Linked DNA regions of Homo sapiens: all the other regions are linked to region 1. The links are chromatin loops, found by intact Hi-C in ENCODE. Cell type or tissue: gastrocnemius medialis. All regions are shown on one strand. Region 1 overlaps SULT4A1 (sulfotransferase family 4A member 1). Region 2 holds the start of PNPLA3 (patatin like domain 3, 1-acylglycerol-3-phosphate O-acyltransferase). Region 3 overlaps PNPLA5 (patatin like domain 5, triacylglycerol lipase). Region 4 overlaps PARVB (parvin beta).

What was found. Hi-C counts contacts between places; a loop is a spot of excess contacts. Peaks named below come from ENCODE experiments on the same cell type or tissue, not always from the same donor. Only the 100,000 strongest peaks of a DNase experiment are listed, where the experiment ranks them.
Region 2: it touches region 1 in a loop (2.7-fold over the local background); 4 of 110 quality-filtered maps call a loop at or near these places.
Region 3: a loop joins it to region 1, with 11 times the contacts of the local background. A loop is called at or near these places in 4 of 110 quality-filtered maps.
Region 4: it touches region 1 in a loop (6-fold over the local background); 2 of 110 quality-filtered maps call a loop at or near these places.

The regions. Positions count from the first base shown.
Region 1 is chr22:43,826,536-43,831,535 of GRCh38, forward strand. SULT4A1 (sulfotransferase family 4A member 1) reads right to left here. Exons shown (of 7, transcript NM_014351.4): 6 at 2,525-2,663. Among named protein-coding and RNA genes, the nearest start is that of EFCAB6-DT, 17 kb to the left of the region's middle. RefSeq lists an enhancer at 1,451-2,213. In gastrocnemius medialis, a CTCF peak has its summit at 2,570 (motif pointing right); DNase peaks (open chromatin) are centred at 2,666 and 3,876; H3K4me3 peaks cover 1,578 bases; H3K27ac peaks cover 2,311 bases.
Region 2 is chr22:43,921,806-43,926,805 of GRCh38, forward strand. It overlaps PNPLA3 (patatin like domain 3, 1-acylglycerol-3-phosphate O-acyltransferase), which reads left to right and starts at 2,000. Exons shown (of 9, transcript NM_025225.3): 1 at 2,000-2,293. The coding sequence starts at 2,107. RefSeq lists enhancers at 1-398, 1,815-2,559, 2,560-3,302. In gastrocnemius medialis, CTCF peaks have their summits at 514 (motif pointing right) and 2,449; DNase peaks (open chromatin) are centred at 1,936 and 4,406; H3K4me3 peaks cover 1,408 bases; H3K27ac peaks cover 3,070 bases.
Region 3 is chr22:43,883,053-43,888,052 of GRCh38, forward strand. It overlaps PNPLA5 (patatin like domain 5, triacylglycerol lipase), which reads right to left. Exons shown (of 9, transcript NM_138814.4): 5 at 4,539-4,599; 6 at 3,251-3,436; 7 at 1,161-1,293. Among named protein-coding and RNA genes, the nearest start is that of PNPLA5, 6.5 kb to the right of the region's middle. RefSeq lists an enhancer at 171-901. In gastrocnemius medialis, CTCF peaks have their summits at 231 (motif pointing right) and 2,123 (motif pointing left); DNase peaks (open chromatin) are centred at 119 and 2,129; H3K27me3 peaks cover 692 bases.
Region 4 is chr22:44,083,776-44,088,775 of GRCh38, forward strand. All of the region lies in intron 1 of PARVB (parvin beta), which reads left to right. Among named protein-coding and RNA genes, the nearest start is that of PARVB, 62 kb to the left of the region's middle. In gastrocnemius medialis, a CTCF peak has its summit at 2,167 (motif pointing left); DNase peaks (open chromatin) are centred at 816, 2,066, 2,776, 4,866 and 1 weaker place; H3K4me3 peaks cover 1,005 bases; H3K27ac peaks cover 5,000 bases.

The DNA.
Region 1 (5,000 bases):
ACAGGCAGCCCTGGCCCTTCCCACGCCATTATCCACTCACAGCTCAACAGTGCCACCAAGGCGTCATTGGCTTCGGGAGAATTTGAAAAGGAAAAAAAAATCATTCAAAGTGCAGAAAATTTTACACTAAGTAGGAAGCCCTCCTGACTGGGCCAAAGATGCAGATTTCAAGAAGCCTGCCCTGGCAAACCCTGGGGAGGAATTTAAAGTGAATCAAATAGTCGCAGCATTAGCTAGCTTTACAGACTAGATGCAAAACATGCACTGCAGTGAGAATTCCCTGAGTCAACAATAAAATGAGTCTGGGCACAGCCCCCAGCTGCTCTAGCCCAGGCTTAGTCAGAAACCCAGACCTCTTCCTGGCAGCCACAAGGGAGGGCTGAGCTGTGGGATAAACTGCAGGCACCGGTCTACGCTGGTTTATGAAGGCTTTGGAAAAACGAAAGACAGCTCAACATGACAAGAGAAGTTGTTGCTCCCATTGTCTTTGTTAATATAAAATCTTAGGTTGGTCTAGTCCAATAGCAACGGTGACCGTGAAGATGTCTGGGGCGGGGATTCCAAACTTCCCAGTTATGGGAGCTGTGAGCACATCACCCGAGTACTGCCTCCCTGCTTTTGAAGAACTGCTCGTTTAGAATTCTTTCCATTGTCAGCTCTCTGAGATCAGAGCTCTGTCTCCAGCAAATGTCCTTCACTAGCTCCGTTATTAACAGCGGTCCTTGTCCAGGCAGGACCTCAGGTTTTTCAAACTGCAACCCTGCAAATGCTGAGCTAAAATACCCAACGTAACACGGACTTTCTCTTTGGTAACAAAAAATTATCAGTGTTGGAGAGAAAAACAAGAAAAATTATTCTTGTAACCCTTTAATGATACCTAAGGGGCAAAATTAGAAGCTGCTAGAGCAACCAAACTATTTTTCCATGATTATTTTTCTCAGCTGAGACAGCTGAGAGCTCGTCAGAGGAGTCACCCACCTGGTTTAGGATTTGGAATCAAGACAATTTATGCTGTGACATGAATCAAATCTAAGCAATGCAGCTGGCTACTCGGCCCTGCATTCTCACCAACTCAAGAAGATCTTCCGAGCAAAGACGCAATGTGCTAAAAGAAAACAAATCAAAGAACTGAAATAAAGCAAAACCAAGGTAAACCATGATAAAGCAAACCCAAGGGAAGGAGCATATGGGCACACAGTATGTTCTCGACGCTGCTTCACCACACACACACACACACACACACACACGTGAACCAAAAGGGGTATTTTGGAGAAGGTCACATCCAAGGATAACAAAACACAGCAAAAGCAAAACTAAAAAAGAGCAAATAAATGTTAAATAACAAATATTTATGAAAATGCAGCCAGGAAAGAAGTCGAGAGGGACTGTGGTTCAGTTCACTTCCTCCTGAGGAGTCCACTGCTCTGCCTTTATAAGAGACGGCACTTTGCACTTGACCTTCAAACCGCCCTTAGCCGTGATCAGCCCCTTTTCAGAGAAGAACAAAAAGCCGCAGAAGCTGAAGGCCTGACCTATGTTGCGTTCCCAGAGGGCAGCAGAGCTGAGCTGGAGCCCAGCGCGTCTCTCATCCGCCCCAGGCATCTCCCACTCCATCTTGTGGGGCTGCTGCTGAACAGAGCCATCCACGTTTCTGGGCCCTCCCTGCAAACATTCTCAACCCAGGAAGTGCCCAACACACCAAGTGTCCATCAGGTTCATACTTACCAACAGGGGGCCTCCTATGGCCAAGGCCAGCACCCTGGGATTCAGGGGTTTTAGAGCCTGGGCTCTCCATCATCAAAGCCAAATGCCACACACCCTTAAGGACAGGGGGAGCAACCCAGGTGGATCTGGGGAGGATTCCTGTCAGGAACACTGTCCCCATCTCCAGCTGCCTCATGCCCACTGTCACTTGCCGCCAAGAGCAGGAACTGGCCTCCCTCTGTGCAGCGGCTTAGCTTGGTACTGTCTGCTTAAGTTCACCACCCCGAAGTGGGGCTAGGCCTCACCTGTGCTGCCTGCACCCAGAAGATGCTCAGTCAGCGTCCACTCAGTGAAGGAAGAAAAACGGTGTCTCCTAACTTCCCGCCCACTTCATTTAACTCTCCCACAAGTCAGTTAGAGACTGAGAAACCCATCAGCATGCTTTGCGCTTTGACATGTCATAGCACCAAACCCAGTCCCTGGATCTGCTCTGTGGGGCGTTTGATTTCAGGCCATCTGAGTAGACTCCCTGCTGAGAAACATCCCGCCCACAAAGCCTGAAATGCACTTTTTCAAGTCAAAACACTGTTTGCTTGGAGGCAATGCAAACACCAGCGGGCAGGGTACTCCGTCACTCCATGAGCACTGTGCCATCCATGGGCACCAGCTAACAGAGCACAGGCCATGGGCCAGCTACAGACTGCTGTAAAAGGAGAGCAGGGAGGGCAACAGGGACCGGACTCGGCTCCCTAAGCAGGCAGAGAAAGCAGCCTGGCTGGGGTGGGGAGTGCCTGGGCGGGAGGCAGGGTGGGGCACGTACCCCGGCCCACGGGCAGGGCCTCAGCGTTGCAGCACTGGTCCACCAGCTGGTGGCAGTGCTCCGTCAGGGCTTCCAGCTGGGCCTTGTCACAGGACACCCCCAGGAATCTGGCCAGCTGCTCCACCATCGTCACCAGGTCCTGGAAGACAAGTGCAGAGAGCAGAGCAGCCCATCAGAGGCGGGGCCTTTTACTGGACACGACCCCAGGCTGGGCACACGCTGAGGACTTTTTACACACGGCCTTCCTTACTTAATGCTCACAAGGCTGACATCAGCCTTGTCCAGAAATAACACTAAGAGGTTAAGAAATCGCCCAAGTGTGCTCAGCTCTCACGTGGAGATCTTGAATTCAAACCCTGGTCCTCCAGGGAATTGGGTTGCAGACATGAGGTCTTAATAGAGGTGTGGTTAAGTTTTAACAGGAGCAAGAAGTAAAAAACATATTTCAGAACATGGTTCTTGTGAGGAGCAAGACCTAATGGGCTCCTCTTTCCCTTCCTGCTGCCTGTCAGCTGGCGTCTGGGCTGGCCCTTGGGAGCGCAGGGAGGCCCCTCTGGTCTCCAGATGGCCCTGCACTGGGCAGGGAGCCCGCTTCATCACAGGCAAGATTCCGTCATGCCTGCCATACCCTGCCCCATTATTTTACCACGCCTGACAGCGGAATGTCACTGATGTGGCTAACCGTCTTGAGGGGGCCATTCCCCAGCCCCCCACCCCTGCCACTTTCTCCCCAAGAGATGAGGCTCCTCGTCTTCTCAATCACAGCCCTGAGCTGTCACCTAGAGGTGCCTTGGTCCCATTAGGAAGATGCTGGAGGCTGTTTCCTCTCTGGAAGGTTTGTAAAGCAAATTCCCGCATTAAAGCCTCTAAAAAGTCCTACAGTGAAAAGATGATTTAATTTCTTTATTGCAGCACTTCGGAAACCTTAAAAGACAATGTTCTCTGACCGCTGGTGTGGGAGTCAGCTGGTGTGGGCGCCAGCTCCTCCCTGGGTCCCCACAGTGCGCTGACTCCTGCAGCAGCGGTTGCAGGTCTGATTCTGGCCTCGCACTGCCTTCCACAGGCAGGGGTGTGGTGCATCCCGGGCGCAGGGCTTGACTCAAGAGTCAGAGGAACAGTTATTAGAGAATGAGCCAAGGAATACAGAGCTCCCTTTCCCTTGCCCTGCCACCAAGAACTCCATTTCAAAGAAAAAGGGTAGCAATGGAGAAAGAGTGAAGAAACCTGGCTCTCAGAAGAGATGCCGCAAGAAGGACACAGCTGGCTTAAAGTCAGCCTGCTGGAGCGTTCAGCAGAATCCTCGTGGGGCAGCTCACTGCGGCGTGACGTCCATCTCAGAGGAAGGGGCGTTTCTGCCAGGCTACATCCAGCAACATGTCACAGGACACTTGCTGGTTATGAAACCCAGCAGGGATCAGGCAGAACGCCCAGGTCAGCTGGCAGGAACGGCCCACTTCACCTCTCTGAGCCACACATTCCCCATCTGGAACTAGCGACAGGGCCGCAGCAAGAGGCCGCACACCACGGCACGGAGCCAGCGTGTTGGGGTCGTGCCTCCACATGGGCAGGTACTAGCTGGCCACACGGTTGCAGTCAGGGCACCCCGTGACTGGTGAGAACACCCTGCAAGATGACTGAGGATGAAGTGGGAATATACCCGGGGTGCCTGGCACAGTGCCCGGCTCGTGGGAAAGGGCCACTGTAATTGCGGTGCAGTGGAGCGCAGGCAGTGAGCGCTCTGGCAGGAAGCATTCCCTCTCAACCCCAGGGTGAGAACACATGGACCCACACCACAGTCCTGGAGACAACCATGCTCACTCGGGGCTAGTTTTCTGGAGTAAGATGTAAACAATATTAATTCCTAAAAATGTGACTTGACCTCCATTAAAACAAGCCATTACTGAGGTTCCTAAAAAAAGAATAAACCCATGCCAATTAGAAGGCGAAACGCTGACTGTCCCAGGGATGCCATTGAGTCACAGACCGGCTTTGATAGAAAATGAAGTCCCAGCACTGACCCCGGCAGCTCTTAAAGTTCCAGGCAGGGCTGGTGGCCTTGACCCTGACGGACTGAAAGCAACAGGTCTGACCACTTTCACTGGGGAGCCTGGAAGGCAGAGAAGGATGAACTTCCCTTTAAGGGCTTGGAGTAAAGTGTGTGTTTGGACCTTAAAACTTCAGTCCATCATTGCTGAGGAAACTGAAGCTCCAGGAAGAAACTGCTGACCCGGCAGCTGCCCCCGAGATGTGTGGGCAGCTGGCCAGCTGGGCGCTTTCCCTATTCACCTTCTCATGTTGGGGCCTCAGTGGCCCTGGGCAGTGCATGTTCAATGCTATGTCATTGGTGGCAAAATAGTGACCAGCTGACAAATGCACACCCAGGACCCCAGAAATTCCACTCCTGGGTATGGGCCCGATAAGCACAAGTGCTGACGTCCACCAAGACTCCAGAACGTCCACGGAGGCTTTATTCATG
Region 2 (5,000 bases), 95 kb after region 1:
GTGGAGGGCAGTTAGGGCAGGACTGTAGGTAATGCCCCTCTCCAGCAAAGCCAACACGTCAGGAATAGATGGGACCCCCTGTCTGCTTCTCAGCTCTCCTGACCTTCCCCGGGACTTAGGACCTGACCCTGCCTTGCTCTGGGCCTCCATCTACAAAGTGTCTATGTGATGAGGCAGTCAGCCCAGGTATTCACTAAGGCCTGAAGCTCCCATGCCCTGGGATTCCTGCCCAGAGAAAGGAGGCAGCCCTGCTCCCAGCTCCCCTACCCCTCCAGGCAAGGCAAAAGCAAGGACTGCAGCAGAATGGGGAAGCTCAGTTGAACATGAACCACCCAACCAATCCAGGTGCTTCTCAGGTGACATTTGGAATCCTGACAGCAATGTCACCTGTTTTACAACACCACCAGTCATTCTGCAGTTGAGGACACTGAGCCACAAAGAGGGCAGAGGCCTGACCCCAAAGCTCACATACTCTGCATTCCTCCAGGTCTCACGGAGAAGGGGGAGGGCTTCCTGGTCCACTCCAGCTGGGGGCGCTATGGCCCGGCAGACCAGGGTCCTCCAGTGAGGAGCTCTGGACCAAGGTCTAACTTGGCTCCATGTACTGCTGTGGGCTTGCTCCACCCAGTGCCAGGGGTAGGTCAAGGTCAAGGGGCCTCTTAGGCATCTCCTAAGGGCATGCTACTATCCAAATGTTTGTGTCCCCACTAAAGGTCATCTGTTGAAATCCTACACCTTAAGGTGATGATCTTTGGAGGCGGGGGCCTTTGGAAGGTGATTTGATGAGAGGGTGGCACCCTTATGAATGGGATTGGTGCCCTTATCAAAGAGGCCCAGAGGTGAGGATGTGGCAAGATGGCACCTTCTACGAGCCATACCTCTCACCAGGGACCAAATCTGCTGGTATCTTGAACTTGGGCTTTCCAGCCTCCAGAACTGTGAGACAGAGAAATAAGCCAGGCGAAGTGGCTCACCCCTGTAATCCCAGCATTTTGGGAGGCTGAGGTGGGTGATGACTTGAGGTCAGGAGTTCTAGACTAGCCTGGCCAACATGGTGAAACCCCATCTCTACTAAAAATACAAAAAATTAGTCAGGCATGGTGGCGCATGCTTGTAATCCCAGCTACTCGTGAGGCTGAGGCAGGAGAATCCCTTGAACCCGGGAGGAAGAGGCTGCAGTGGGCCAAGATCGTGCCATTGCACTCCAGCCTGGGGGGAAAAAGATAGAAATAAATCTCTTGTTTGTAAGCCCCTCCGCTTTAAGGTGTTTTGTTTTCGCACCTGAACGGACTAAGGGACTAAGGGACCAGGAATCATCCAGGCCTCAGCTTCCCAAAGCACTCCCCACTCCCCAGTTCCTACAGGGCCCCGACCCCAGCCCCAGCACCCGTCATTCACATTTTTTACTTACAAAGGAAACTTTGAAATGGACACTTCCTGTTACTTTCATTCAATGAAAAAAATCCCCAGCACTTGAAGGCAATCATACAGAAAGCCTGCAACAACGCAGAGAGTAGACTCTTCAGGTGGTGGTGCCTGCTTTAGGCTGGCTCTCCCCGGGTCAAAAGGGACGTGATAAAGTGTTAAAGTGATGTTAAGGATCAAGTGGGCACCAACTGCGACTCCCCTCCCACCCCCCGACTTAACAGATGTCAAGGAAAACAGAAGGAAGCCGTTTCTCTCCAGGACATGCAGTGTCTGCTGGAGTTTTGGAAAAATGCTTTCTCTCGAGTCGCTGCGGGGAGCTCCCAGGCTGGACCCCCCCGCACAGGTCCTCCGCCATCGCCCTCCCAGCCCCCGCCCCCAATCCCCCTCCCAGACCCGGTCCCCGCCCCCATCCCCCGCCAGACGTCGTCCCCACCCCCATCCCCCTCCAAGCCCCGCCCGGGAGGGCGTCCTGCCCGCTCATTGGGCCTCCCGCCGGCTCATTTGCATGGTCCGAGGGGGGCGGGGCTGACGTCGCGCTGGGAATGCCCTGGCCGAGACACTGAGGCAGGGTAGAGAGCGCTTGCGGGCGCCGGGCGGAGCTGCTGCGGATCAGGACCCGAGCCGATTCCCGATCCCGACCCAGATCCTAACCCGCGCCCCCGCCCCGCCGCCGCCGCCATGTACGACGCAGAGCGCGGCTGGAGCTTGTCCTTCGCGGGCTGCGGCTTCCTGGGCTTCTACCACGTCGGGGCGACCCGCTGCCTGAGCGAGCACGCCCCGCACCTCCTCCGCGACGCGCGCATGTTGTTCGGCGCTTCGGCCGGGGCGTTGCACTGCGTCGGCGTCCTCTCCGGTATCCCGCTGGGTGCGTCTGGGGACGCTGCCCGGGCTCCACGTGCGGAGTGGGTGCCCCCTAGGCCGGGGAGCGGGGGATCCCCAGGGGTCGCGGGGCCCTGGAGGAGCGGGCATCGGACGCGGACACGGCGGGGTGCATCCCGAGGGCCCCCTCCGAGGCAGATGCTTCCTGCGGGGGCGCTGTTCCTGGGCCCGGGAAGGGGGCGTTGGAACCCCGAGCGGTCCGGGCCGAAGCCTGGGACTCTCGTGCGTCCCCACCCCTACCCCCATCAGGCGCCCGTGCATGAAGGGAGACCCTCACCTCCGGACTGAGAGTCGGAGCGTCTCGGAGCGACGGGGAGTAGGGAGCGGGACCCGGGGCGGAGGGTAGTGCTGGCCCCTGCGGACTCCGGGTCCCCTGTGTCCTCTCGGGAGGGGCTGGACGGGCTGAGCTGCCGAGGGGCCGATTTGCCCTGGGCCGGACAAAGAGTGGGGCTTTGGCCGGTCCCCCACGGTGGGCTCCTTCCCTCTGGGGATTGAGGGACTCAAGACACCCCGCGCCTGCGCTTTTCTTTTCTTTTTTTCTTTTTTTTTTTTTGAGACGGAGTTTCGCTCAGTCGCCCAGGCTGGAGTGCAGTGGCGTGATCTCAACTCACTGCAAGCTCCACCTCCCAGGTTCACGCCATTCTCCTGCCTCAGCCTCCCGAGTAGCTGGGACTACAGGCGCCAGCCACCAAGCCCGGCTAATTTTTTGTATTTTTTAGTAGAGACGGGGTTTCACCGTGTTAGCCAGGATGGTCTCGATCTCCTGACCTCGTGATCTGCCCACCTCGGCCTCCCAGAATGCTGGGGTTACAGGCGTGAGCCACTGCTCCCTGCTGCCTACGCTCTCTGGGTCGCAGCCCAGCCTTCTGGGGGCTGGGTAGCCTCCCAGAAGGGCAACCCTGGGCATCCTCCAGGGCAGGCTAACTGGAGTCTAGTGGGGAGGGGTACCTTGAAAGAGGAAAGTTGTTTCCTCCTCCTCCTCCTCCTCCAGTGTTTGGGACCCTTCCTGGGGGCTGGAGTGCATCCCTGGACACCCCCCAATCCCATCCTCTTCTCTAGTTTCCACTGACCTAGGCCCACCCTCCCCTCTCCGGCTCAGTACTCCTGGAAATGAGATTCCGTACATTTGAATCTTGTCCTAATGAAATATTTGTCCATGTGGGTACCTGTGTGTGTGTGGTGGGGGTGCAGACGGAGGGTTTGTTTCTCACTAGCTGGAACTACTGGGGTGTGGTATGCTTCCTGGGAATTTGTGTGCCACAGTCCTGGAGGCGAGGAGGGGGTTGTGAGCCAGTAGGCAGGGGCTGGGGCAAGTAGCATTGTGAAGCTATTGACACCCAGACGTCCCCAGGCAGGAGATTATGCCCCCATTAGCCCCCTTTTATCTGGGCTTCCTTAACAATGGACTCTTTGCCCTGCCTGCCAGAGCCAGCAGGGAGTGACTGTTCAGTGGTGAGGAAGCGGGCAGAGGAAGCCCTGCCATTGGGTAGGAGCAGTGGGCAGCCCCTGGGCTGACTGGGAGGTGGGGATTAGGGATTAGACAGTCCTGGCTGTCTGCCTTCCCCTAAGCCAGGGGGAGAGGAGCAAAGGGCACGAAATGTGGCCTCCAGGAGGATTAGACCGCCACATGATCATTTGCACACCCTGGGGTTTAGCAACAATAAAAGTCAGCTTTTTTGTATCCCAAGGTGGCCTGTGGACACCCACATGGACAAATGTTTACACTGGGACAGAATTCAAATGCAGAGGTCCCAGGAGCCTAAAGTACACTCACTCTGGTATAGAAAGGATTCCTTACTGGGCAGAGGACAGGTGCAGCCTGGGGCTTTCCCAGGCAGGACACAGGGAGGCTCAGGAACCACCAAGTCCCTGGAAGGTGGATCTGGAGGCGTTGGCAGGAGCCACTCCCTGGGTTCCAGGGCTCCAGGTTCCTGCTTTAACCCCCTGTCTCACAGAGGGCTGTGCACTTGGGGGCTGCTGAGCATGTCCCAGAGGCTGCATCCTGGACACAGCACCTCAGTGCATCTGAGCTGAGGCTAACTTGGCAGGAGGGACAGGCAGAACCTGCCAGCCACGTGCAATTCCACCCCTCTGGCCACTCAGGGAAGGAGAGCTGTGAGTCAAGATCAGATTTGGGTCAGGACAGGCTGGGGCCTGCCTGTCCCTGTGCATCCCAAGATTTATGGCTGGCCAGGGGTTGGGCTGGGAGGGGTGGTCTTGCATGCCAGGAGAGTGCAGATCAGCCTGAGAGGCCAGGCCAGTAAGTGAGGTCAGATCTCCTGCACCTGATAGCATTAAGGCCATCTACACCAAAGCTCTAATGCTGATATGTTCCTGGCCTCTATGTGGGGCATGGAGGTGGGGCATGGAGGTGAGGCCTGCTCGCCTGGGCTTCTGGAAGTGGGAGACTCATTCCTGTGGCTGAGGCCTACAGCAGTGCTGTGTGGTAGGAATACACTGGAAGCCATGATGTCATTGTGCATTTTCTAGAAGCCACATTGAATAAAGTAAAAGACACAGGTAGAATTAATTTCATTGAGCCCAATATATCCAAAATAATATCATTTTCACATCTATTCAATATAAAAATTTACTAATGAGATATTTCATACTAAGCCACTGAAATCCAGTTTGTATCTTACACATCTCAGTTTTGACGAGCCACATTTCAAGGGCGTGATAGCCACATGTGG
Region 3 (5,000 bases), 57 kb after region 1:
TCCTCGAATGGGCCTTTCTCCCTCCTGCCTCTGGATCTTTGCACATGCTGTTCCATCTGCCGAGAACATTCTCCTTGTCCTCTTTGCCTGGTGGACGCTGACTCATCCTTCAGATTATAGCCTAAGAGTCATCTCCTCCGGGCAGCCTTCCCTGGCCAGAGAGTCCCTAGATTGAGCTGTGCAGCTGGAAGCCAGTGTAGACCTCTCCCAGGGAACCTCTAGGTGGCGCTGTAGTTACAGGTGAGTGTGTGATAATTTGTAGGTCGTGAGCTCCACCAGGCCAGGAGCTGGGTCTGCGTCGGGGCTGCTTCCATGGCCCCCAGCCAGGCCTTGGCCCCTGAGAGGTCCTCAGCAACTGCTGGTGGGATGAATGAACAACTGATGCAGACGGGCACATTAACCAGCAAGTCAGAATGTTACTGAGAGCCTAACCACAGCCGGCCTGGCTTGGAAGGGGCTTGTTTTACAGAAAAGGAACCTGTAGCGGTGGCTCATGCCTGTCATCCCAGCACTTTGGGAGGGCGAGGCGGGCGGATTGCCTGAGCTCAGGAGTTTGCCACCAGCCTGGGCAACAAGGTGAAATCCTGCCTCTACTAAAATACAAAACAATTAGCCGGGCGTGGCGGTGGGCACCTGTGGTCCCAGCTACTTAGGAGGCTGAGGCAGGAGAATCGCTTGAACCTGGGAGGCAGAGGTTGCAGTGAGCCAAGATCATGCCATTGCACTCCAGCCTGGGCAATAGAGTGAGACTCTGTCAGAAAAAAAAAAAGAAAAGAAAAGAAAGAAAAGAGAAGAGAAAAGAAACCTGTAGCCCAGAGAGGTCAAGAGACTCAGACCCAGCCACACAGCCAACCTGAGATTCTGATGGGTGGAGCAATGGTCAAAGGTCACGGAGACAGTGTAGGGCCCAGGAGGCCGACCAGGAAGCCCCCGACTTCCAATCCTACCCACCATGCCACTTCTCCACCAGTCTCATTTTGCAGAGGAGATCACAGAGGCTCTGAGTCATGCAGTCAACACCACACAGTGTGGGGACACCAGCCGGGCTCCCCCCACCCCGCCGAGCCCTACCCACCCAGTGTGCCAGCCGCCCCTCCTGCCATGGGCACCAGTCTCCGCCACAAGCCAGGCCCTTCCCAGGCCCCCTGGCCGAGCCTTACCTTCTGCTGCGGAAGTAGATGTACTCGAAGGGCAGTGTGCAGGGTAGCAGCAGGTACGTCAGCACCTGTCCAGGCCCCGAGTGCCAGAAGCGGGCCCACCGGCTGGGATCCCTCGTACATGCTTTCTTCAGTGCTGCAAGAGAAGCCCTGGCATGGCCCTGCCCACCTGAAGTCTGTGGGCCAGCAACCTGAGCCCCCCCATTTCACACAGTAAGAGACTGCACCCCCTCCACCTTCTGCAGATGAAGAAGCAACACTGAGCAAGCCCCCACCACAGGCCAGCAGGTAGCTCTGCGCTCATCGTTGTCCGTGAGACAAGGGGTGTATGCCCTCTCGTAGATGAGGAGACTGAGGTTCAGAGTGGAGAAGTGACTTGCCTAAGGACCATCAACAGGAAGTGGCAGGGCCAGGATGGACTTGAGGACTCTCAGGCTCCTGAGTTGTTTCTACCTCTTCTGCCCCTCTAGAAAGTCTGTGGCCTGCTAGGCTGGGACAGATGCTCTCACCACACTCTCTCATAACAGTAACACGACAGTGTTATTAATAACCACAGCCACAACTATGACCGCAGCAACCATTTCCTGGGTGCTCTATTCACTGACCTGACCAGAGTGGAAGGGACCAGCATCTGGGCTGGGACAGAGCCGGAGCCCAAATCCCAGCCTCCAGACACAGCCCAGGCCACAGCTCAGGCCACCACGTCCACTCTGGCCACTGCCCTCTGGAGACGGAGGATTACAAGGATTCACAGATAGCACAGGCCAGAGACCCTGCTCCACATCCACCTGCCGAGTGTCCTAGGACGAGTCCTAGCTTCCTTCTCCATAAACTGGGGATCCCAGCAGGACATTCCTCCCTGGGCAGGCAGGTGAGGATTAGAGATGAGATTCACAATTCCCTTCCCAAATGGCGAGGGCGCAGCGCCCAGGAGTTGGTGCTCCACCCGAGGCAGCTCTCTGGTGCCCCCGTGTGGCTACAGGTACACTGCCGGGTTCCAGAATCCCAAGCTTGGACCTCAGGGGTTCCGCACAGGTCCCCGCCCATTTCTGCACGTCCTCGTGTGGTCTCCGGCATGGAAAGGGGCCCCCTTCCTCATCCCCTTGCCCACCCCACTCTCCCTGATCTGGCCTCGACCGCCATCCCTCTCCTCCCAGCCTCCCACCCCTTCAGCCTCTTCCCACCCAGCTGGGTCCACCACCCCCTCCCGCCCACCTCACTTGCTCCTCCCACAGCTTTTGAGACCACCTGCCCACCCTGCCAGCCTCCCAAGCTCACCTCTGCTGCCTGTCCCTCATGCCGCAGCCACAGGGACCTCCTGGCTGTCCCTCACCAACCCCAGGACCTTTGCACGTGCCATGCCCTCTCCCCGATGCTCTTCTGCCTCTTGGCCTGGCCAACATCTCTTTTCCAGCTTCACTTAGATGCTGCTCAAAGTCACCCCCCACCATCGTTACATGTGCCTGTGGGACTCTGTACTTTCCTGTTGTTGCAGTTGTGACATTTAGTCACACAGCGGGCGGGCAGACTAAATGGTTCCGAGTAGAACCCCTAGTTCTGCCATTTGCTACTGTGTGACCTTGGGCAAGTCGCTTAACTTCTCTGTGCTATGGTTTCCTCATCTGTACAATGAGAACAATTCTGTACTATCCTCAGATGGTTGTTGGAAGGATGAAATGAGTTCATTTTCATCTGGGGAATCCAGAACCCTCTGTGTGTGCCTCTCCTATGTCTGTCAACACTCCCGCCCTTTCCGGGGCAGTGGGCAAAGACCTGGCTTTCGCAGGCACAGGCTTGGGTTCAAATCCCCTAGTTGCAGGCTCTGAGCCCTTGGTGAGTCCCTTCCTTTCTCTGAGGTTTGGTTTCCTCATCAGTGAAGTGGGTACGAATAATGCCTAGGCCCAGGGTTGTGGGGAAGAATGAACGATGCCACATGTGAAAAGCCCATAGTACCACACTTGGCATTTAGTAGGTGCTCAGTAAATGAGTCCTGTCCTCTTCCAGACCACGAGTGCCTTCAAGGCAGGGTCCCTGAGCCCGGGCCCCTGAGTGCAGGGCCCTGGTAGGTGAGCAAATGCAGGTAGAGTCCCTACCAGCCTCCAGCTCTGGTGAGAGCTGCTCAAAGTTGGGTACATCCTTGACTTGCACATGGGGCACTTTCCAGTTGAGAGACAGGCCCCCCTTCCAGCGTTGGTCACAGCCAGCATCCCAGTTTCCGTCAGCCGGGGCTGGGGGTTCCTTAGACACCAGCGTCCATAGCACTGGTTCCTTGGTGAGTCCTGGGTCAGGGGAAGGGAGAGGATAAGTCAAGCATCTGAGCCTCCCCAAGGCGCCCCATGCTGCCCACATCCCTCAGAGCCCAAACCCAGTTCTGGGGATCCACTGTGCTGTGGGACGGACCCACAGCTTATTCCGGATGACTCCCTTCTGCCTTCCCCTGGCCCTGCTCTGCCCTGCTCCCTGCCCACTTTCGAGTGGCTCATCAGAGCCCAGACCCCAAAGACACAATCCAGAGTTCGAATTCTGGCTCCACCACCTGCAAGCTATGTGACCCAATGCCCTTTGCCTCAGTTTCCCTCTCTGTAAAAAAGGAAAAGTAAGACCTGCTTTATACAGTTACTCTGAGAATTAAACAAGATAAATACATAAAGCTTAAGCTCACGTCTGGGCACATATTAAGCGCTCGCCAAATGCCTCCTGATTGTGTGTTTTTGGTTGTAACGTAGGACTTGAGCACATGAGTTCTGGAGCCAGGTGGCCTGTGTCTGAATGTCTATTGCACCAATTTGAAGAGCTCTGTCCTGTGGATGATGTTCAGGCTCTCCAGCCCAGACCTCTCTGGCACACCCACTGCCCCATGAACACACACACACACACACACACCCCTCCTGCCATATTGAGTTATGTGCCCTCAAGGTGCCTGCCTCTGTCCCTTCTCTCTTGTTTTTCCCTCTGCCTAGAATGCCCTCTTCTTTTGCTGGAATCTTCAATTTTGCTGGTGTCTTCATAACTAGTCAAAACCCAGCTTATCTGTCACTGCCTCCAGGAAGCCCTCCTTGCCTACCCCCAACCCCCAGGCTGAGTCCAATGCCTCCTCTGGACTCCCACAGCCTTGAGCATCCCTCTGTCACTACACCCATCTCCCTGGGTTGTCTCTCTCTGAGTCTGTCCCCCTGTACCAGGCTGCGGGCTGCTCAACAGTGGAACTTGTATGTGATTCTTCTCTGAGTCCCCAGTACTCAGCTCAGGTCCAGCACAGAGCAGATGATGAGGAAGAGACTGAGTTAGCCCATGTCCCTAGCAGCTCAAAGGCCCAAGAGGCAGGGTCTACCTGGCACCATGTGGGACATGATCCCCAGCCACTGTGGGACTGCCACCTACCACGTCTCTCCAGGAACCTCAGGGCATCCAGGTAGCCTTGTCTGCAGTTGTCGGCCACTACCTGCCAACACACAGGGCAAGGGTGAGATGGGCAAGGCCTGGACCTACCCCTCGAGTGGATGTCACAGGCCAGAGACTTATCTTCAACTGGAAATAGTCCCAGCCCAGCCTATTCTCCCCAAGTGACCATTCAACAGGGCTCAGGGCAGGAGCCTGGGCAGGACCTTAGCACTGGGCAGGAGGGGCCAGAGGCCTGCAGGCAGAACAGATCTGCTTGGCTAGTTCTGTCCCTGCAGGACCATTGCATCTCCCCCCTGAGACACCCTGGCTGCTCTTGCCCCAGCCCCTCCCCTCTCTTGCCTCAGTTTCTGTCTCTGGAAAATGGGATAACAAGGCCTGGGATGGCTGGGACTTTGTCTGGCCCCTTGTAGGGCAGTGGATGGGGGTTCCCTTTGCCCCTTC
Region 4 (5,000 bases), 260 kb after region 1:
TTGCGTTTTACCCTGGAGCTGGTGGGAGCCATGGGGTGCACTGCAGCAGGGAGTGACCAACGCCAGCTTTGTGTATTGGAAGGATTTCTACATCAGACAGGACTCTCTTGGTTTGCAAAGGACAGAAAACCCAACTCAAAATGGCTTAAAAGCAAAACAGAATTCACTGGTACATTTGACAGAATGGTCTGTGGGGTTGGATGGCCTCAGGTAAGGCTTGATCCAGCACATAGAAGGTGTTGCTAGATCCTAGATTCTGTTCTCCCCTTCCCCGAGCTCTTTCGATCTGGTGCCTTCATCTCCAGGCTCTGTATAGTGGTAAGATGATGGGACGGCTTCAACCTCCATCCTTTCTGGGTCAAGGCCAGTGGGAAGGAGTGCCTGTCTCATTCTCTATTCCTGGTAAAGTCTCAGTGCAGTTCATTAGCTCTAACTGGGCCATGCCCATCCCTGACTGTGTTCCTGGGAGGCCAGTGTGCCAGCTGGCTTTGTCCTGGGATGCCTGCTCCACCCCAGAGCTGAACTACAAGGCCCGAGCATGGTGGCAGGAGGGGTGGCTCTCTCTGAGGGAGGCTGAGTCTTGTTTGCCTGAAAGGATCAATGGATGCTGGAGAAGAAAAGCAATGGTGTCCATAACAGTCACCTCCAGAAGGGGAGAGGCTGGGCTGGGGTGGGAAGAGTTTAGGGCAGGGCTTGCAGGGGCCAAGGTGGCCATCCTGGTGAGAAAGCCCCACTGGCCAATCCAAGAATAGGGCACGAGATGTGAGCCTGCCAAGGGTACTCCCAGGTCTGGCATCTTGGTTCTTTCCGCTGCGTTCTTGGCACAGACACTCATGCCAGGGCCTTTGCTGTCACCCATAGTCTCAGAGTCATGTTATTATTCTGCAGTCATCTGTGGGGATGGGACCGTGCAGGACTTTCCCTCCCCAGCTTCCTCCCTCCTTCAGGGTAGCTCACTGTGTCCCCCGAGGCAGCCAGTGCTGCCGGGAGAGGCCCGAGACTCCTTCTGGGTCTCAGAGCCATTTCTATGGTTGAACCCAGTGTGTGTCCTTCCCTGTAGAATTGGCTGCCACTTTGTTTCCTTTAGGGTCCCCACTGCACCCTGTACATAACCCTGCCAGGACATCTGTTTATTTTCCATTCTTGTAGCTTTATTTTTATTTCAAAAGGAGTACAAGAACACAGTCTGGTGGCAGAGCCTCCCTCTGTCTCCTCCTTACCTTCAGCCACTGGGCCTTGCATCAGTAATGCTGCTCTTGTCATTCTGGAGCATGCCCTTTCATTTCTTTTTCTGTGAATTTTGATACGTACACATAGAAATACATAGTGGTGAGTTTTCTAGTTGTATTTTTTACATAAATATCATGCTGTATTTATTTTAAAGTGTCTCACCATGTTGCCCAGGCTGGACTTGAACCCCTGGGCTCGAGTGATCCTCCCACCCCAGCTCCAAGTAGCTGGGACAACAGATGTACACCACCACACCCAGCCTTTGCTGTATTGTTCTGCAACATGGTTTTCTTTTTCTTTTTCTTTTTCTTTTTAATTTTTTGAGACAAGATCTGGCTCTGTCACCCAGGCTGGAGTGCAGTGGCGTGATCTTGGCTCACTGCAACCTCCGCTTCTCGGCTTCAAACTTTCTTCCCAGCCTCCTGGGTAGCTGGGACTACAGATTCACACCACCATTCCTGGCTAATTTTTGTATTTTGTGTAGAGATGGGGTTTTGCCTTGTTGCCCCGCTGGTCTCGAACTCCTGAGCTCAAGCCATCCACCTACCTCAGCCTCCCAAAGTTCTGGGATTATAGGTGTGAGCCACTGCAGCTGGCCCAACCTGCTTTTGCTTTTTTAAAAAATCTCAACACCATGCTATGTATTGCACTTAATTAATTGTGCATCGAATCCTTCACGAGCCTTCTGTGCCAGGTGCGAGGTCGGCTGCTGGGTGGAAGTGACCAGGATACGTCTTCCCTCGGCTACACGCAGACTCTCCACGGTGCAAGGGCAGGGCCTGCCCAGCCCCATGCCCAGCCCTTTGGCATCCATCCACCAGTGTTAGTTAGATCAGCAGGCTGTCATGCCCAAGGCTTGCTGCCATCTGAATAGGACAGGGTTTCAGCAGTGAGCTCTTGATGTGGAGTCTGCGCCACCTGTTGACCTTCTTTGGATTTACCTTATTGAAATGTTCACACATTTCTTTTAGCTTCTCAACTTATTTCATCTTGAGAAATGGGCTGGAACCTCATGCCCCAGCACAACAAGCCCCATAAATCAGATGTTCAAGCTGAGCGATCCTTCCGGTTTGGGCCACAGTCACGGGGCTTTCTTACTCCTCTAGTCATGTCAGCACCGTTCAGAAACTCATCCTTGGCTTAGAGATGATAGTGAGTTACATGTACATAAATACACCGAGCTCATTACCCTGGGCCGGCATCCTGCATGACAAGGGCCCACATCCATTTCTCGGCAAAAACAAACTACATCTGCCACTTGAAACGTCAAGAAGCGCTTTCTTGTATGTTGTGCTCCATGGATCACTGGAAGTCCTTTCCCTCTTTTCCCATGTCCGGGCCAGGAGGAGCAGCTGCTCTCTGGCACTGTTAGCCTTTGCTGCCTTTTATCCTAGGCAAGACACTTTGTTATTCCTCCGATTTGTAATCCCAAGAACCTTGGAGATTGGACTTGGAGTTCGTAACCTCCTGGGGAGGGCCAGGCCTCACATTTCAAGGCCTTTGCACGCGTGATGTGCCAGCAACAGCTCAGCCCTTTGAATTATGATCCGCGACTCCCTCCAATCACCTTCCTTCTGGATGTCAGAAAAGACTGCCCAACAGCATCTCCTCCCAGCTGCCGAGGCTGATGATGTTTTTATTCTGATTTAGATCTCACTTAGGTCTTATTTTAACTCCACTGAGCTGCAAGATCTTCACTGAAGTACAACTGGACTTATTTTTAGAAAAACTGCTCTGTTAAGAAGACCTTCGTGCCTGATGAAGTTAGTTATTCTGATAAATTACAGCTTCTACGAAGAAACCACACCCCTCTGAGTACGGATGGAAGTTGGAAAATTCATAGAAAGCTGTCATTTCCTGGCAGAGGCCTGGAAAACCTCATTTAACAGAGATGTCTTTGGGTTCCTGCTTAAGCCCAAGCGAAGGATCCCGATGCCCCCTCCCCAGCTGGGAAGAGGAGCTGGTGGCGTGAGTTGGCACAGAGCCGCACCTTTCTTTCTCCTCCTGTATCCTCCCGCAAGCTCTGAAGACCACTCTGTTTCTTTGAGCAGGATCAGTTGTAACTAGAAGTGGGTAGGATTTGAAAAGGGCTGGTTAAGTGTTTAAAACTGGGGCAGCTTTCCTGCCATTTTCCAGTTCTTTTAGATGTGCAGGGATGGAGAATGGCTGTTTTTGTTGGGGTTTTCTCTTTGATCCTGGTTCAGACGGGGCCCTCTGAAATTTCTCGCCCTGATCTTTTGTTCTCTATGAAAACCAGGAATTGCACGGATGGTGTAGAAAGTCCCCGTAGGTGGCAAAGCATCTCTGCTGTGTTGAAATGACACACTTAGAAAAGTGTCAGAAAATGGAGTTGCCATTGCTCTGGCCCCCCAGGACCTGTGGCTCAGCCTCCATTGGGCCTTTGTGTCTGGGCCAGACCCTCCAGGCAAGCCCCCAGTGAGGCTCTTGGGCCCGTGATTGCAGGGGCGCCTTGCCATCCCCCGTGTCCTGCCCTGGTTCTGCTAGTGGAGCAAGAAGCTGATCAGCCTTTGTGTTTTCAGATTTCTTCTCTCCGTTAAGGTAACCTTGTTCTTTAAACCAGCTTGCTTTCAAAGTTGTTTTCCTAATAATATCAAAAGGGGGAAAAAAAGCTGCCTGAAAATCCTTTTTTGGGAAAGAGCCTGGGCATAAATAAATAAATACAACCATACAAAGAAGAAGATTAAAAAAAAAAAAATCAAAGATGGAACTTTCGCATTTGGCCTGAGGTATAAATGGCAGGCTTCTGATGACATGCTTTTAGTTTTTGATTCTCTTTCTTTCCTTTTATGTTCTTGTAATTCCAAATCAGGAACGATGGTGTTTTTTTTTTTTTTTTTCTTTTTTCTTTTTTTTAAACCTTGCCCAATCTTTGGGTGGAGGCTTTGGAAGCCGCACATATTCCACCATTATAGTTACTCAAAGCTGACGCTTCCCGAGGGGTGGCTGCATGCTGGCGACTGTGCCGAGGGTGTGTGTCCCTGAATCTTTGTGATCTCTCTGAGGTGTGTTAGGCCCCACTTTACAGATGGAAACTGAGACACACAGAGCCGTCAAGCAGCTTGCCCAAGGTCACACACCTTGTCAGTGGTCAAGCTGGGATCCAAAACCAGCAGCCTGGCTCTGGGATTCTAAGCTCTCTGTTGTGCTGCTCCTTGAATATATTAAAAGGCCTACTATGTGCAGGAACTGGGTTGGCACTGGCAGGAAGGCAAGTTCGGGAAGGAGATAGTTACATGGCTGTGTGGCTTCAGCTGGGGAGAGGGGAACACCCAGGAGGGCTTCTTGGAGGAGGCGGCCAGTAAGATGAGGTTGAAGATAGGTAGGATTTAGTAGGGCACAGTGAGGTGCAAGATCAGGTAGAACTGGCTTTAGTCCTGACTCTGGGGCTTCACATCTAACAGCACAGGACCAGCCACTCCCTCACAGACTTGTTTATTTATTATTATTGTTATTATTTTTGAGACAGACGGAGTCTCGCTGTGTTGCCCAGGCTGGAGTGAAGTGGCACAACCTTAGCTCACTGCAACCTCCACCTCCCAGGTTCAAGCAATTCTCATGCCTCAGCCGCCCAAGTAGCTGGGATTGCAGGCGCCCACTGCCACGCCTGACTAATGTTTGTATTTTTAGTAGAGACAGGGTTTCATCATGTTGGTCAGGCTGGTCTCGAAGTCCTGACCTCAGGTGATTTGCCCACCTTGGCCTCCCAGAGTGCTGGAATTACAGGTTTGAGCCACCGTGCCCGGCCTCCC